3 separate regions of the Homo sapiens genome follow, and all the other regions are linked to region 2. Evidence: chromatin loops called from intact Hi-C (ENCODE). Cell type or tissue: dorsolateral prefrontal cortex. All regions are shown on one strand.

Region 1 (5,000 bases), 68 kb after region 2:
AGGACCAAGACCAGGACATAGCCCAGGAGGTCCTGAGAACCTGTGCCCAAGGTGTTTGGATTACAGCTTGGTTTTCTGTGTTTTAGGGAGACATAAGAGGCATCAGCAACACACGTGAGGTATGCATTGGTTCAGTCCAGGAAGGTGGACAACTTGGAGGGTGGGAGTGTGGGGCAGTGGGGGCGTGGCTTACAGGTCACAGGTGAATTCAAAGATTTTCTGCTTGGCAATTGGTTGAAAGAGTTATATTATCGAAAAACCTGGAATCAGTAGAAAGGAGTGTCTGGGTCAAGGTAAGGGGTTGTGGAGACCAAGCTTCTAATAAAGTCTCCTGGGTGAGTGCCCTTAGAGACAGTAGATGGCAAGTGTTTCCTACTCAGATCCTTAAAATGTGCAAGACTCTCAGTTAATCTCTTCAGGATTGGGAGGGCCTAGAAGGAGGTAAAAACTTAGTTATGTTAATAGAGATTCTTTACAGATGCAAATTTCCCCACTCAGGCTGGAGGGCAGTGGGTGATTAGGGCTCACTGCAGCCTCCACCTCCCAGGCTCAAGCCATCCTCCTACCTCAGCCTCCCCGAGTAGCTGGGACTACAGACATGCTGGGACCACCATGTTGGCTATTTATTTTATTTTTTTTTATAGAGACAGGGTTTCACCATGTTGCCCAGGTTGGTCTTGAACTCCTGGGCTCAAGCGATCCTCTTGCCTCAGCCTCCCAAAGTGCTGAGATTACAGACATGAGTCATCACGCTTGACGGATTTCCTTCTTTATCTGTTTCTTTATCTGTCATGCGATGTTACGTTGGAGTCAGGTTGAAAAGTGAGCCACATTAGATCAGGTGAACTAAAACCCATCTGATGAGATTCTACGGTTTCTAGGGTGTGACTTCTGTAAACCAAAGGGTACCTGAGACAAGTCTTAATTTAGGAAGTTTCTTTTGCCAAGGTTAGGACACGCCTGTGACACAGCTTCAGGAGGTCCTGATGACATGTTTATTATACAAGGGGATCAGGGCACAGCTTGGTTTTATACACTTTAGGGAGACATGAGACATCAGTCAATATATGTAAGATGTACATTGGTTTGGTCTGGAAAGGTGGGACAATTCGAAGTGGGGAGGGGGCTTGCAGGTCACAGGTAGATTAACAGAAAAATGGTTGCATTCTTTTGAGTTTCTGATGAGCTTTTCCAAAGGAGGCAATCAGATATGCATTGATCTCAGTGAGCAGAGGATGACTGAGTTCGGTCTGTCCTTTGTCCACAAGGAATTTCCTTGTGGACAAATTGTGAGGGAGGTATGTAGCCTTTTTTTTTTTTTTTTTTTTTGAGGTGGAGTCTCACTCTGTCGCCCAGGCTGGAGTGCAGTGGCGCGATCTCGGCTCACTGCAAGCTCCGCCTCCTGGGTTCACACCATTCTCCTGCCTCAGCCTCCCGAGTAGCTGGGACTACAGGTGCCCGCCACCACGCCCAGCTAATTTTTTGTATTTTTAGTAGAGATGGGGTTCCACCATGTTAGCCAGGATGGTCTCGATCTCCTGACTTTGTGATCCACCCACCTCAGCCTCCTGAAGTGCTGGGATTACAGGCGTGAGCCACCGTGCCCGGCCATTTAGTTTTTTGTTTTTTTTTTTGTTTTAATCTTAGTAGCTTTTTTTTTTAAGGAATAGAGTGGGAGGCAGGTTTGCCCTAAGCAGTTCCCAGCTTGACTTTTCCCTTTAGCTTAGTGATTTTGGGATCCCAAGATTTATTTTCCTTTCACACTCCCTAGGCCCCTTAGGTAGGAATTTGGGCAAGAGAGAAAAAAGGTCAGAATTTAGTCCTCACCCCCGACCTGGTCCCAAAGACTTCAGCACCATAAATCTTCCCCAGGGACAGATGACTCAGCTCCACCCCGGCTGGCCAAGCTGCTGCTTCAAAGTGTGCCCTTCCAGCTTCAGGCACTGTGGCCCCAGATGCTCCCCACGGAGGCTCTGGAGGAACCCTGCCTACCATAATCAGGCTATGTGACCCTGGACCGCCCTTGAACCCTCTGGGCCTCAGCTTCTCCTGCTGTAAAAAGGGGACTTGCTCCCCTTTTTTGAGAGGCTCTAGTGGGACTTCGGATGTTAGCAGATTACCCAGGCCTTAGGAGATATTCAGCAAGTGCCACGCCCAAATCTAAAACCCCAGCCTCTGAGCTTCCCCAGGGGTGCAGCAGAGTGGGGCACTCGACACTTATCCTGTCTGTGGACGTCTCCCTTTTGTCTCCTCTCAGATCAGCTTGTGCCTGGACGGCCTGGAGGCCCAGGAAGTCAGAGCGGCTGGCCAAACGCTGCCTTTGTCACCCTCAACATCCTCAACAAATGCTTGTTTGAGTGGCTGATGTGCGAGCTGGGAGGGCTTTGTTTATTCCAGATCGTGCATTGAATAAATACGTCTTGAGCTAACACAGTGCCAGGCAGCGCGGGGCACAGAGAGGCTGAGGGGACAAGGCATGGCTCGGAGTCAGAACAGTCTCTGTCTGAACCCTGGCCCTGCCTCCTGACAGCTGTGAGTCACGCTTTGGTCAAACCTTTCCCCTTTTGTGCCTCAGTTTCCCCCTCTATAAAAAAGAGGACAGAACTGCAACCTCGTAGGAGTGCTGTCAGCATTAAATGAGGTGGAGTGTTCTGGGGGGCTTTGCGTGGGGCTTTCGGAGCTGGTTTATGGAATAGCCTGGAGTCTTTTGATTTTTCCTCCAGTCCCTGCCTGCCAGCTGTGCAAGGTCAAACTACTCTCCCTGTTCTTTGACTCACAGATTTTCCTATCATTTTCATTTTCTTTTCTTTTTTTTTTTTGAGACAGAGTCTCACTTTGTCACCCAGGCTGGAGTGCAGTGGTGCAATCTCGGCTCACTGTAACCTCTGTCTCTTGGGTTCAAGCGATTCTTGTGCCTCAGCCCTCCCAAGTAACTGGGATTACAGGTGTGTGCCACCATGCCCGGCTAATTTTTTTTTGTATTTTTAGTAGAGATGGGGTTTCCCCATGTTGGCCAGGCTGGTCTCGAACCCTTGACCTTAAGTGATCCACTGGCCTCGGCCTCCCAGAGTTCTGGGATTACAGGCGTGAGCCACTGCGCCCGGCCCCCATCATTTTCAAATGTAAAATGCTCAGGCCTGTGTATTGAAATGCTCTGGTCTCTTCTTCATTCTTCCCTTCTGCTTCTGTTTTAGCTCTTCCCGTGTGTTGGGGAAGGGAGGGTTGGCAACAAGTCAAGAGACCTGCCGGTTTGGTCCTGCCCTGGTCCTGGTCCTTTCTAGAGGGGCCATCTTCACCCCCATTCTTCCCTCCATTCCTGTCCCTGGGGAGGAGGGATGAACGGCTGGTCTTCCCTTCTTTTCTTCGCCCTTCCTTGTTTCGTAACCCACTTGCATCTCCCAGTATTTTCTCCGACTCCCCTCCTCGCAGCTGGGACGGGGAGACATTTGGTGGGGCAGGAAGCTGGGGGCGCAGCAAAGCTGGTTCCACGGCCCCCACAGGTGAGGGGACACCTGGCCTGGTGATCAGTCTCTGTGTCACGACGTGGGTAGAAGCTGGGGCCACAGGAGGCTTTCACTCGCTCCTCTTCTAACATCAGTACTATTGAATACTTGGGCAGAGAGGCATTTTCTTCTTGCTTTGTGCACTGTTGGTGTAAGGGGAGAGAGTGAAGGGAAGGAGAAAAGCCTCCAGTGTGGATAGCCCCTTTCATGAAGGCCTGCAGGCACCCCTCCATCTGAAGAGCCCTGTCCTGAGCTGGGGACTGGCGGGATGGCCCCTCCCCATTGCAGATCTGCTTGGTGTGATTTTGGGAATTCCTTACCGAGTATTCGGATCTAAAGATTCCATTTAGGCTGGGTGCAGTGGCTCATACGTGTAATCCCAGCACTTTGGGAGGCTGAGGTGGGTGGATCACCTGAGGTTAGGAGTTCAAGACAAGCCTGGCCAACATGGCAAAACCTTGACTCTACTAAAAATACAAAAATTAGCTAGGTGTGGTGGCACACCCCTGTAGTCCCAGCTACTCGGGAGGCTGAGATGGGACAATCGCTTGAACCTAGGAGGTAGAGGTTGCAGCGAGCTGAGATTGCACCACTACAGTCTGGGCAACAGAGCGAGACTCTGTCTCAAAATAAATAACAAATAAATAAGCCATTTAGATAAAGAAGGTCAGCAGAGATCCCGACAGAAGGACGCCTGCGTCTTCCTGGCTGTTGTTGAGCGGGGGAGGGGCTCAGGGGCTTCTCGGGATGTGCTGTGCTGGCGTTGGCCCTCCGAGGGTCAGCCCGTGGCCCCCGTTTTCCTCTGGCTTGGCCCTCAAGGGCCCTGCTCTCTGTGACATGGGGGGCAGGGTTTGGAGAGCCTCAGGGCTGTGGATCAGGGAGTCAGCGTGGTGTTACCAGGTCCCACTCGGGAAGCCTCCCTTCCAGGATGGGCCGGAGCACTGGATTAGAGGCCTGCATGGCAGGGACCTGGTCCCCTGGTCAGTCGTAATGAAACCAGAAGCTCCACCCCATCTGTAGGGCACATACGGTGTGCTGAGTCATATCCACCCCACGGCCCTATTCCCCACCTTCAGCCGGTTCCATCTTACAGAATCCTCTTCGTTGTGTGTAAATCTCCTTCTTCTGCTCACCCACTGTCCCCTGTGGCTCCCCGCACCCATATGAGAGGCCGAAATGAAGACTCTACTGACCCAAAGAGCAGCCAGGACTTTTGTTCACGAGACTCCATCCGAATGGGGAAGGGAGGGAAGGTGGTGCGGGGCTGCCTTGAACAGGTATTCAGGTTGTGTACTGCACGAGGGTATCTCACCCACCAGGGCGCCATTCTCGGTGTAGATGTAAACTAATCGATTGAGAGCATGTGGGTGAGTGTGGAGACTTGGGCCTGTGCCTGGGGCCTGGAGCAGGAAGCTCCACACTGGCCTGGACACACAGGGAGATGCCAGCACACCCTGCACTCCCTGGCACACCCACATAACGTGTGTAGCAGCACTG
Region 2 (5,000 bases):
AAAAAAAAAAAAAAAAAAAAGCTGAAAAGTGGAAAAAACCCAAACGTCCATCAGTTGATGAATGGGTAATTAAAATGTTCTATGTCCATACAGTGGAAAATTATTCAGCCATGAAAAGGAAAGAAGCACTGGCATATGGTACAGTGTGGATGAGCCTGGAGAACATTATGGCAACTGAGAGAAGCCAGACACAAAAGACAGCATGTTCTCTGATTCCATTTATATAAAATGTCCAGGCCGGGCTCTGTGGCTCACGCCTGGAATCCCAGCACTTTGGGAGGCTGAGGTGGGAGGATTCCTTCAGCCCAGGTGTTTGAGACCAGCCTGGGCAATATACCGAAACCCTGTTTTTATAAAAAATGAACAAAATTAAGTGGGCATGGTGTCGCATACCTGTAGTCTCAGCTATTTAAGAGGCTGAGGTGGGAGGATCACTTGAGCCTCGGAGGTTGAGGCTTCAGGGAGCCAAGATAATGCCACTGCACTCCAACCCTCAGAGACAGAGTGAGACTCTGTCTCCATCAAAAAAAAAAAAAAAAAAAAAGTCCAGAATAGGCAAATTCATAGAGATAGAAAGTATGTTAGTGTTTGCAGTGAGCTGAGATCACACCACTGCACTCCAGCCTAGGGGACAGAGTGAGATTCCATTTCAAAAAAAAGCTGAGCACGGTGGCTCACACCTGTAATCCCAGCACTTTGGGAGGCTGAGGTGGGTGGATCACTTAAGTTCAGGAGTTCAAAAGTAGATTAGTGGTTTCCTAGGGCTGGTGAGTGTTGGGGTAGGATTGGGGAATGATGGTTACAGGTTGCAGGGGTTCTGTTCTGTTCTGTTTTGTTTTGTTTTGTTTTGTTTTGTTTTGTTTTGTGACGGGGTCTCACTTGGTCACCCAGGCTGGAGTGCAGCGGTGTGATCATGGCTCACTGCAGCCTCGACCTCCCAGGCTCAAGCAATCCTCCCACCTCAGCTTCTCCGGTAGCTGGGACTACAGCTACCTGCCACCATGTCCGGCTAATTTTTGTAGTTTTTTTTTTTCCAGTAGAGATGGGGTTTCACCATGTTGCCCAGGCTGGTCTTAAACTCCTGAGCTCAGCTGATCCTTCTGCCTTGGCCTACCAAAGTGCTGGCATTACAGGCATGAGCCACTGTGCCCGGTCGGTTGTAGGGTTTCTTTTGGAGGGCTAAAAATGTTCAAAAATGGGTTGTCCTGATGGTCGCACAGCTCTGTAAATATACTAAAGCACTGTGTGTTTAAAAGGGTCAATTGTAGGGCCTGTGAATTACTACTCAATAAAAAATTGTGTGCCACGGAAGTAAAACTAAAAAAAGTGGATAAGGGTGAGAGCGGTAGGCATTTTGGAGATGAGGAACGGAAGCATCGGTGGAGGAAGGAGTTGGGGACACAGCTTCAGTGCAGTCCCCCTCACCATGTCCCCGTTCAGAGGGCAGACCCTCCCCACCAACACTCCCACCAAGACTCTGAGTCTAAGAAAACTCTTATTTTCCTGATCCACCATGAGTACAGGATGCTTTCAAGTTTCATCACTGGTGTTCTTGTACTTCAAGAAAACAAAAAACAAAAAACCTCTCTAAAATGTGGTGCGTTGAAGCCAGGGAGTAAATGCAACCTGTAGATCTTCAGGGGGATTGATGACGTCATGATGGAATCTTCTGAATTTCTTTCTCAGGCTCCCCCCTGGGCCTTCCAAGACCTGACTCATGGACCTTCAAACCCTCTGCAGGGGCTGGGTGGGCCAGCAACCTCCAGGTGTGAGCGCCAGGGCACAGGGAGGTCATTCTTGCCCAATCCCCAATGGAGGCCGTGTCTCATCCCTCCAGGAAACTGCAGAAAGTTCGGAAGGACCCCCCCCCCACGCTGAACCACACATATGGCACAGACAGGAATTCCTTCTTGATTCCCAGTGGCTCCAGGTTCACGCCTAGAGTGCCCCTTATCAATGCTACAGAGCGATAGATGTGATTTATGGGAATCAAATCACCCAGCCTTGGATGAGAAGCTCAGTCTGAGACCTGGAATTATCAGGCAAGTAAGTCCGAGCTTGGAGAGATTTCTTGAAGCATTAGTGCCGTGTCCAGAACTCCCTACAACTTTCTTTAGGCCTTGAGTCGGGTCCTGGGAAGGACAGAACCCTCTTCTTTGGCCTTTCAAAATATTTCCACCAGACCCAGAGGAAAAGTCCTGGTGTTGGGTTGTCCCAAGACCATCTCTTTCACAAGCCTTAGAACTCATTTTTATTTTCCCTGACATTCTGGATAATGATGTTTGACAAGTACTTTTATTCCAGATGAGAGATGCTTGGGCCAACCTGGAGGCTGCCTGATGTCTGCTCAGTCTTAACCTGGAGACAGGTCCTGCTGCTGCAGCGATGGCTGGGTAGGATGGCGTTACGGCCTCTTTTCCCGGGGCAGCACCTGGGGCCAGGAGGCCTAAGCCCCGTTGGCCTTCCAGCTTTGGGTTGCTCTCAGCCCTTTGCCCGCCTGTGCATCTCCAGCTGGGATAAGCACCTCTCTCCTAATTTGGCTGGAATCTAAATGAGGTCTTCCAACATGCAACCACATCAGCTCCATGTTGCCCAAAGGGGCAGACTCCGTGCAAAGCTCTGAGCCTTAGGCTGTGCGCCGTGGGGTCTTTACAGCAGGGGGACACCCAGGCTGGGCTCCTGGGAGGGACTCAGCCCCACTCTCGCCAGAGGGCGCCACACTCCTCCTTTATCACCATCCTGGCCTCGCTTCCGAGTTTCAGAGGCTCAGGAGAGGGGTCGGGCAGCCCTTCCAGGGAGAATTCTCACAGCTGCACCACTCTGCAAACGACTCACAGGCGTTGCAGTTTCCTATCGGGTCGCTGAATGATTTTATGAGGGAAAAACAGCTGACCTGGCCATGGCTCTTCTTCCATAAAATAATCAATTTTTGTATTTAGCAACAGCAGGCCACAAACCGAGTTTCTTCCTTGGCTTCCATTCCAGTTTATGAGTCAAAAATAATTTTCCCCTTTTGCAAGTCCAACATCGATCCCACTTGGAAGCCGCGGTGGTCAAGAGATTCCTCAGAAATGAACCTGACAAAATGGAGCTGGTGACAGTTTTCCTTTCTCTAAAAAACTTCTACCGAAACAGACTCTATTAATCGCGGGTGCAGCTACTATTCCAAGAAACTGCGTGAAGACATTTTTTTCTTTCTCAGTAGCTGTTCATCACCGTGAAGGAGACGATGACGAGGTTCCCAACCCAAGCACTGGGCTACGCGCCTCTTCCACGCTGCACGAGACGAGGTTGGTCCAGGCACGGAATTTCCATGGCCCTAGCTCTCGCTGTGCATGGGGGTCATGAGTGAAAGCTGCTCAGAGCATTTTTTGAGGGAGCCCAGCCCAGGAACCCTGTGGGTTGAGTGGTGAAGCCAGAGATGGGGTTTCACCATGTTGGCCAGGCTGGTCTCAAACTCCTGACCTCAAGTGATCCACCTGCCTCGCCCTCCCAAAGCGCTGGGATTACAGGCATGAGCCACTGTGCCCAGCCCGGAATTCCATTTTAAAAGGCCAGAGGTTTAGGGGTTTTGGTTTGAAACGGCAAATGAATGCATATACTTAACCCTTCCTCTAAACTCCATCAAAATAACAGCAAAGAAATTTTTAAAAACTGTAATCCTACAACAGCAGAGATTAGCAGAGGAAGTTAATCAATTAAAATTTTTTTTTTTTTTTTTTTTTTTTGGAGACGGAGTCTTGCTCTGTTGACCAGGCTGGAGTACAGTGGCGCAATCTCAGCTCACTGCAACCTCCGCCTCCTGGGTTCAAGCAATTCTTGTGCCTCAGCAGAAAGGTAGGGAGCTTGATTCCCTGACCGGGTGACTAAGGGGTAGGGGGTTATGTCACAAAATATACGTGCCTATGAACGTGTGTGCACATGTTTGAGTGTGTGGTGTGAGTGCACATGTGCGCTCATGTGTGTTAAAGTCACACGGATGCAAATCAGGGTTGCCCTTCTCCTAGTGTCTGCCTGGAGGTGTGGGCGTCCACACGCATAGGCAGTCTCCTTTGTTGGCTCTTGCGCCTGCGTCTTTTGTAAATTTCCTGAAGGTGACCGGTCTCACTGCACCTCTCCCTGTAGATGATGCCACCAGGGACAGGGGGCTGGCCCTACTGTGCCCTCCCACCCATGCGCTCCAGGAAGCTATGGACGTCGGGCAGGGCAGCCCGGGAGGCCTCATAATCTAGGTGTTTTGGTTGCAGGAGTTCCCGGGCCACTCCTGGAACAGCCTGGGTCCCTGGACCTCAAAAGCAGCGCTTGCATCCTTGAGGGTCTCTAAGGCTCAGCTTGGCCCCTTTGTCCTCTGGGGATCCATGTTTTGGCCACCACTGCCCCGAATGGCACTGGCCTCTGTGCACACCATGCCCTTTGGCATGGTTTAAGCAAGTTTTTGTCCTTTGACATTTTTACAACAGAGATTTCATTTGGCGGTGGGAGTGGGGGAGGGCTGTGGGGAGGAGACGGAGTTGAAGGCAGAATAACTCATTCCTCATCCTAGTCCTTCCTCCTGGAGCCCTCTCTGTAAGCTGCGCTGCTCATTTTATAAAAGCAAGGAGAGCTTAGCTCTTCCCATGGGATTACTTAATCTCAGAATAGATGACGACCAGATGGCCTTTAACTGGATGGACTACATTTAGTCCTGCTACCTCTGTCCTGTTCCTTCTCATCTCACTGCACATCTGTGAACGTGTCCTCAGGCCTGGCGTGCCCTGCAGACCTGGGACCTCTCTCCCACGCACTCTCCCTCCTCCATCTCTGGGCTGTGTCCACCTCTGGCGGCACTTGGCATTGCTTTTTCGAAAGTTCATGTGAATAGTAACCTTTCCACGTCTCTGTGTGCTTGTTCTAGTGCATCTCTCTGGTGCCACCAAACTGCTCTGTGACTCTTTTGAGAATGTATGTGTGTGTGTGTGCATGTGTGTGCATATGTGCACATATGTGTATGTATGTGTGTG
Region 3 (5,000 bases), 190 kb after region 2:
AGGCGAGGGTTTTAAAGATCAGCCTTGAGAATCAAAGCAGCAGCAGAAGTGTCATTACTCCAGTGCTCTCCCTTCCCGTTCGTGGGTCACACAGAGACAGGCACATCCCCAGCGCTTTGCAAACAGAAGCGCTCCCAAAAGTTGGCTAGAGGGTACACTTCGGCAAAGGGATCATCTTCCCCCTGGCTTGCTGGACTCTTGGAAATGCGTCTGAAAGCCCTTGCCATCCCGTCTTGTGCTGATGACAGCATGAGCCCGGTTGCACCTTGCTCAGCAACAAGCTGCGAGATCCTCAGCTTCTCACTCATACCCCACCTTGAGCTGCTGACGGCGGCCTGGAGAACCGTGTGTGGCTGTTCCTGGATGACATCTGCTGTCACTAGCCTTCCCAGAACACCCGCTGCCCAGGGTTCCTGCTGCCTTCCCCGGTGGACAGATTTTGCAGGGAAGACTGAGGAAATGGGAGGGGGAGCTCTGCTCTAAAGCAGAAGGCACAGAAGGTGGGGTTTTTGTTTTATAGGGAGACTGCCCAGTGTGCTGCAAAAGGAAAACCAACAACAGGGAGTGCCCAACTCACCCCCTCTGCATGAGCAAATGCAGATGGACACTGGACTGTGCCGACTGACACCGGGACTCACACTTGCTGGTCAGTGGACGAGAGGTAAAAGCAGGCAGGATTATTACAGGAATAAATCTGCACTTCCAAAGAGGCAGCTCCCATGACTGAGTTACAATGCTTGGAGCCCCCGAGGGCAGAGTGGCACCAGCTGGGAGGTTGACACTGCATCACTGCTTCGGATGCCCTCACAGGCTCTGACTCGCTGCCAGGTGCTGGTGAGGCTGGAAGAACTTCCTTCCTTCCTATGTACAATGCAAACAGTGCCGCTTCCAGTGCTACCCACACGGGTGCAGCCTCACGGGAGAGTTGCGGAGAGAGGGAATGCGTTCAGTTCAGCCAGCGGACGGCCAGGGGTAAGCGGCCCCTAGTGGGTCACATGGCCTATGATGTCTGGAGACCGCAGATCTTCACCCTCTGGAGTCTCATTTGCAGAGTCTCATTTGTCGTCCGGTCACTGTGGCCACCTCACCCTCGTCACCACGGGCCTTTCCTGTGCCGTGCTCACTCTGACACTGAGATGCTGCCAGGCAGTTTTTTTTTTTTAAATCAGTGGAGTAAGTTCTAAGGGAGCCCCATGTGCTTAAGATAAAAACGTAGCTGGTAAAGTGGAGGCAGAGGCTGCTTCTGTGAGGCTGCATATATCTTACAGGACAAAAAGTTTTGTACTTGAAAACCAAATTCTGGGAAATAGCCCTGCAGGTTTTTGGGAAGCGTCTCCCTCCCTGTCGTGAGTTCCACCTGGGCCCTCCGGGAGAACAGGGACAGGAGAAACACAAGCAAAGCAGACAGGCCCGGAATTGGGAGCCTGAGCCCTGCATATTTTGGAAGGGAACCCCTCGAGGGACTAGTCTGGAATAGTAGGCCAAACGGTAGGAAGCTTTGATTACTCTGCTAACTTGGGGGCCCAAGAGTAGGGCTAAAGCATTGTCTGCAGAGAAACAAACAGGGAAATTCAGTAAGAAGGGCCTATTTTAACTTGCAGTTAGCAGGAGAATTTGTCCCCAGATTTTGATCTAGCTTAAAGTCCCTTGATTCCTTCCCCTCTACAAATGGCAATCACGGTTGCCCTAGAGATGCTGACTGACAAGGTCTCCCAAAGGAGGGGCCCTTCTGCCATTTATGGGCCCCTAAGTGCACACGTGGGCTTCCATGCGGATGGAATCATTGGTCCCCACCAGGGAACCTGGACTGTGGGAGCTGCCGCCACCATAGGACCCAAGGGCTTCCAGACCAGGAAGAGGCAAACAGCCTGCCTGGGAACACAGTGCTGGAACTTGGGACTTGGGTTCTGAGCGGGGCTGCTCCCTGGGCTGTTGTCATCACTCTTTCCTTTTTTTTTTTTTTTTTTTTTGAGATAGGGTCTCACTCTGTTTTCCAGGCTAGAGAGCAATAGTGCAATCACACCTTACTGCAGCCTCAGTCTCCTGGGCTCAGGTGATCCTCCCACCTCAGACTCCCGAGTAGCTGGGACCACAGGAGGGCACCACCATACCTGGTTTTAAAACTTTTTGTAGAGATGGGGTCTCACTATGTTGCCCAGGCTGGTTTCAACCTTCTGGGCTCAAGTGATCCTCTCACCTCAGCCTCCCATAGTGCTGGGATTACAGGCATGAGCCACACCTAGCCCAATTTAGTGAATTTTAAGAAGCATTTTAAAAAAATGAAAACTAAAACATAGAGGATATCCGAGGTTCTAAGGTTAAGAATTTCTTTATGAAACCTGCTTGGAACACAGTTGTAAACAAATGGACTGATTTATGATGGAAGGCACGTTTCTTGCTGCAGATCATGGTCTGAAGTTTGAAAGCCACCAGCCTAGAGGGTTCTGAAAACTTCTCCTTCCTAACACAGCTGAAGGAAAAGGGGTGGGTAGGGGCGGAGGCACAGGGACATCTCCAGGTTTGGACTTTTCCAACATGATTTGCAGAAGGCACTTGATTCTGGAAAGTAGACCTTTGGCATTTCGACCCTCACCCACACTCCCACACCCACTCTGCACAGATCGGTGGTGCATCCGAGGCAGGGCTGAGTTAGAACAGGACATCCTAGACTCGGCGGCAGTGACTATTATTCAGAAATGGCACATCAAGGGCCGGCCTGCCCTTCATCCTGCAGGGGTACTTGGGCATGTGGAGGCCCCTTTCTCCCTGGTGTTGCAACTGGAGAGGAGTCGGTTCCTGAAGAACAGATGGGAGAGTGCTGGGGCCAGGTACCCTGGGAGAGAGGAGGGAAATGAAATCCGGCACAGGGGCTGCGGGGATAGGGGCAGTCAGGAGGCGGCAGTGCGGTGCAAGGGCCCCCCCACGCGGCCAGCTGTGGAACTTCCACCACGACTCCCTGTCCTCTCCTGAGCCCGCCCATCACGTGTAGAAGCTCAGATGCTGGGCGCCAGGAGGGCGGCTTCCTGGCTCTGGGCACCGTGGTTCTGTCCTAACGAGGGGCGCTCTCTGGGTGTAAAAACAGATGTTCTGGCTGGGCGCGGTGGCTCACGCCTGTAATCCCAGCACTTTGGGAGGCTGAGGTGGGTAGACTGCCTGAGCTCAGGAGTTCGAGACCAGCCTGGGCAACATGGTGAAACCCTGTCTCTACTAAAATACAAAAATTAGACAGGCATGCTGGCCGGCGCCTGTAGTCGCAGCTACTCGGGAGGCTTAGGCACGAGAATTGCCTGAACCCGGGAGGTGGAGGTTGTAGTGAGCCAAGATCTCGCCACTGGGCTCCAGCCTGGGCGACAGAGACTCTGTCTCAAAAAAAAAAAAAAGAGATGCTCTGTCTGGCCTGGGTTGTTGTTGGTGGCCAGAGTAAGTGGTGTGAACAAGAGCCCCGGCTTGGGAACATGTCTCAGACTGGCATTGAAAATGAAAGCCAGGATTCCTCTAAATCCACCGCCTTGAAGTGTAAACAGTCCAGAGAGAAACCGACTTTGCCATGCTCCCTCACCCAAGAAAGCCCTCTCTCAAAATGCGCTAGAAAGTTTATATCTGCCTGATCCAGAGAGCAAGTGGAAGGTGCGGAGAAGCCAGACAGAAAAATCGACCTTAACCAAGAGTTCCATCTCCCAGCCTTAAGTTGTGGGATACTGAACAAACAAAACTACACATGTCCTGGGAATTTTGCTTTGTGGTGTTTTTAAAAAGAATGTCAGAGCCCTCCTTGGGGGCTTCAGAAAAGCAGGTATTGCTGGCCCATGGCTTCTCAAGATCACAGTCCCCAACCTATGCTCACTGAGAAGATACCCGCTTACTTCCCCAGTCTCAGGCAGAGAGTTCGTGGTGAAGTGATAAGTAGCAGGAGAGGCCAGCAGACAGGAAGCCACGGGGTCACCAAGGGGCAGGGAGAGAAGGCCTGGCTGCGGCCCCGTCACCCGCCAAGCGAGCCCCTGAAAAGGCTGTGGGCAGCCCCCCTGCCAGTGAGGCCTAGCTCCTGTCTGGTGGGAGCAGAGCCGCCTGGATGGCCCAGTGTCACTCGATGCTCCATCTCTCTCCCCGCTAATGAGCTGTCACCTCAGTGGGTGATTTAACTGGATCTTTCCTGGTAAAACAAGAGGGGCTATTGAGAGCGGAAACACCCATCCGGGAGTCCCCTGAGATGGAAATGACCCTCTTAAATTGGGGATCTCTGGAATGTCCTGATTATCTGCACCCAGTGTGCTTCCTGGAGGAAGGCTAGCAGGACAGAGGAGCAGCGGAGGGCAGGGGTCCTCCCTGAGGAAGTTGGGGGAATGAGACCCCACCTCCCCACGCAGAGCAAGTCATCAAATGAGAAATGGAGCTCCAAACAGCACTGAGATTTCTGGGGCTGGGCGCAGTAGCTCACACCTGTAATCCCAGCACTCTGGGAGGCTGAGATGGGAGGATCGCTTGAGCCCAGGAGTTTGAGACCAGCCTGGGCAACATAGCAAGAGCTCATCTCTGCAAATATTTTTTTTAATTAAAAAAGAAAAAAGATTTCTGGAACCCTTTCCACAGTCTAGTCTTTGCCACTGTATTCCTGTTATCAGCCCTCATTCTCTATAAATGGAGTCTGAAGAACAGCAAAGACACAGGGAGGAGCCTGGAATTCCTACTGCACAGCCAGGATGGAGGAGACAGGGATGGCAAGCGGGAGCAGGTGGAGGCAGTGAAGAGGAGGGCCAGAGGCTAGATGTGCAGAGGTTCTAGAAGGAGGGGCAGCTGGGGAAGGAGGGGCTTGACCCCCTCAGGGTCTCAAGACAGTCCCCAATGCCCCTGCTTTGCACGGGGCAATGTACTCCCCTGGGCGCCTCTGCACCCTTCTGTCTACCAATCATGCTCTGAATGTTCCCCGGGAGCCAGTTCAAGGATCACCTCCCCCAGGAAACCTTCCCTGATTAACCTCAGCCCACCACGTCACGTCTCCTCTT

Evidence for each region. Peaks named below come from ENCODE experiments on the same cell type or tissue, not always from the same donor. Only the 100,000 strongest peaks of a DNase experiment are listed, where the experiment ranks them.
Region 1: it touches region 2 in a loop (10-fold over the local background); 22 of 110 quality-filtered maps call a loop at or near these places.
Region 3: it touches region 2 in a loop (9-fold over the local background); 54 of 110 quality-filtered maps call a loop at or near these places.

Annotation. Positions count from the first base shown.
Region 1 is chr1:9,385,903-9,390,902 of GRCh38, reverse strand. No RefSeq gene overlaps it. Among named protein-coding and RNA genes, the nearest start is that of LINC02606, 41 kb to the left of the region's middle. RefSeq lists an enhancer at 4,446-5,000. In dorsolateral prefrontal cortex, no CTCF peak of the experiment used is centred here; DNase peaks (open chromatin) are centred at 1,934 and 2,322; H3K27ac peaks cover 4,481 bases.
Region 2 is chr1:9,453,671-9,458,670 of GRCh38, reverse strand. No RefSeq gene overlaps it. Among named protein-coding and RNA genes, the nearest start is that of LINC02606, 27 kb to the right of the region's middle. In dorsolateral prefrontal cortex, CTCF peaks have their summits at 2,508 and 2,711 (motif pointing right); a DNase peak (open chromatin) is centred at 2,720.
Region 3 is chr1:9,265,209-9,270,208 of GRCh38, reverse strand. It overlaps H6PD (hexose-6-phosphate dehydrogenase/glucose 1-dehydrogenase), which reads right to left. Exons shown (of 5, transcript NM_004285.4): 5 at 1-5,000. Among named protein-coding and RNA genes, the nearest start is that of SPSB1, 25 kb to the left of the region's middle. In dorsolateral prefrontal cortex, CTCF peaks have their summits at 2,710 and 2,917; a DNase peak (open chromatin) is centred at 2,928; H3K27ac peaks cover 681 bases.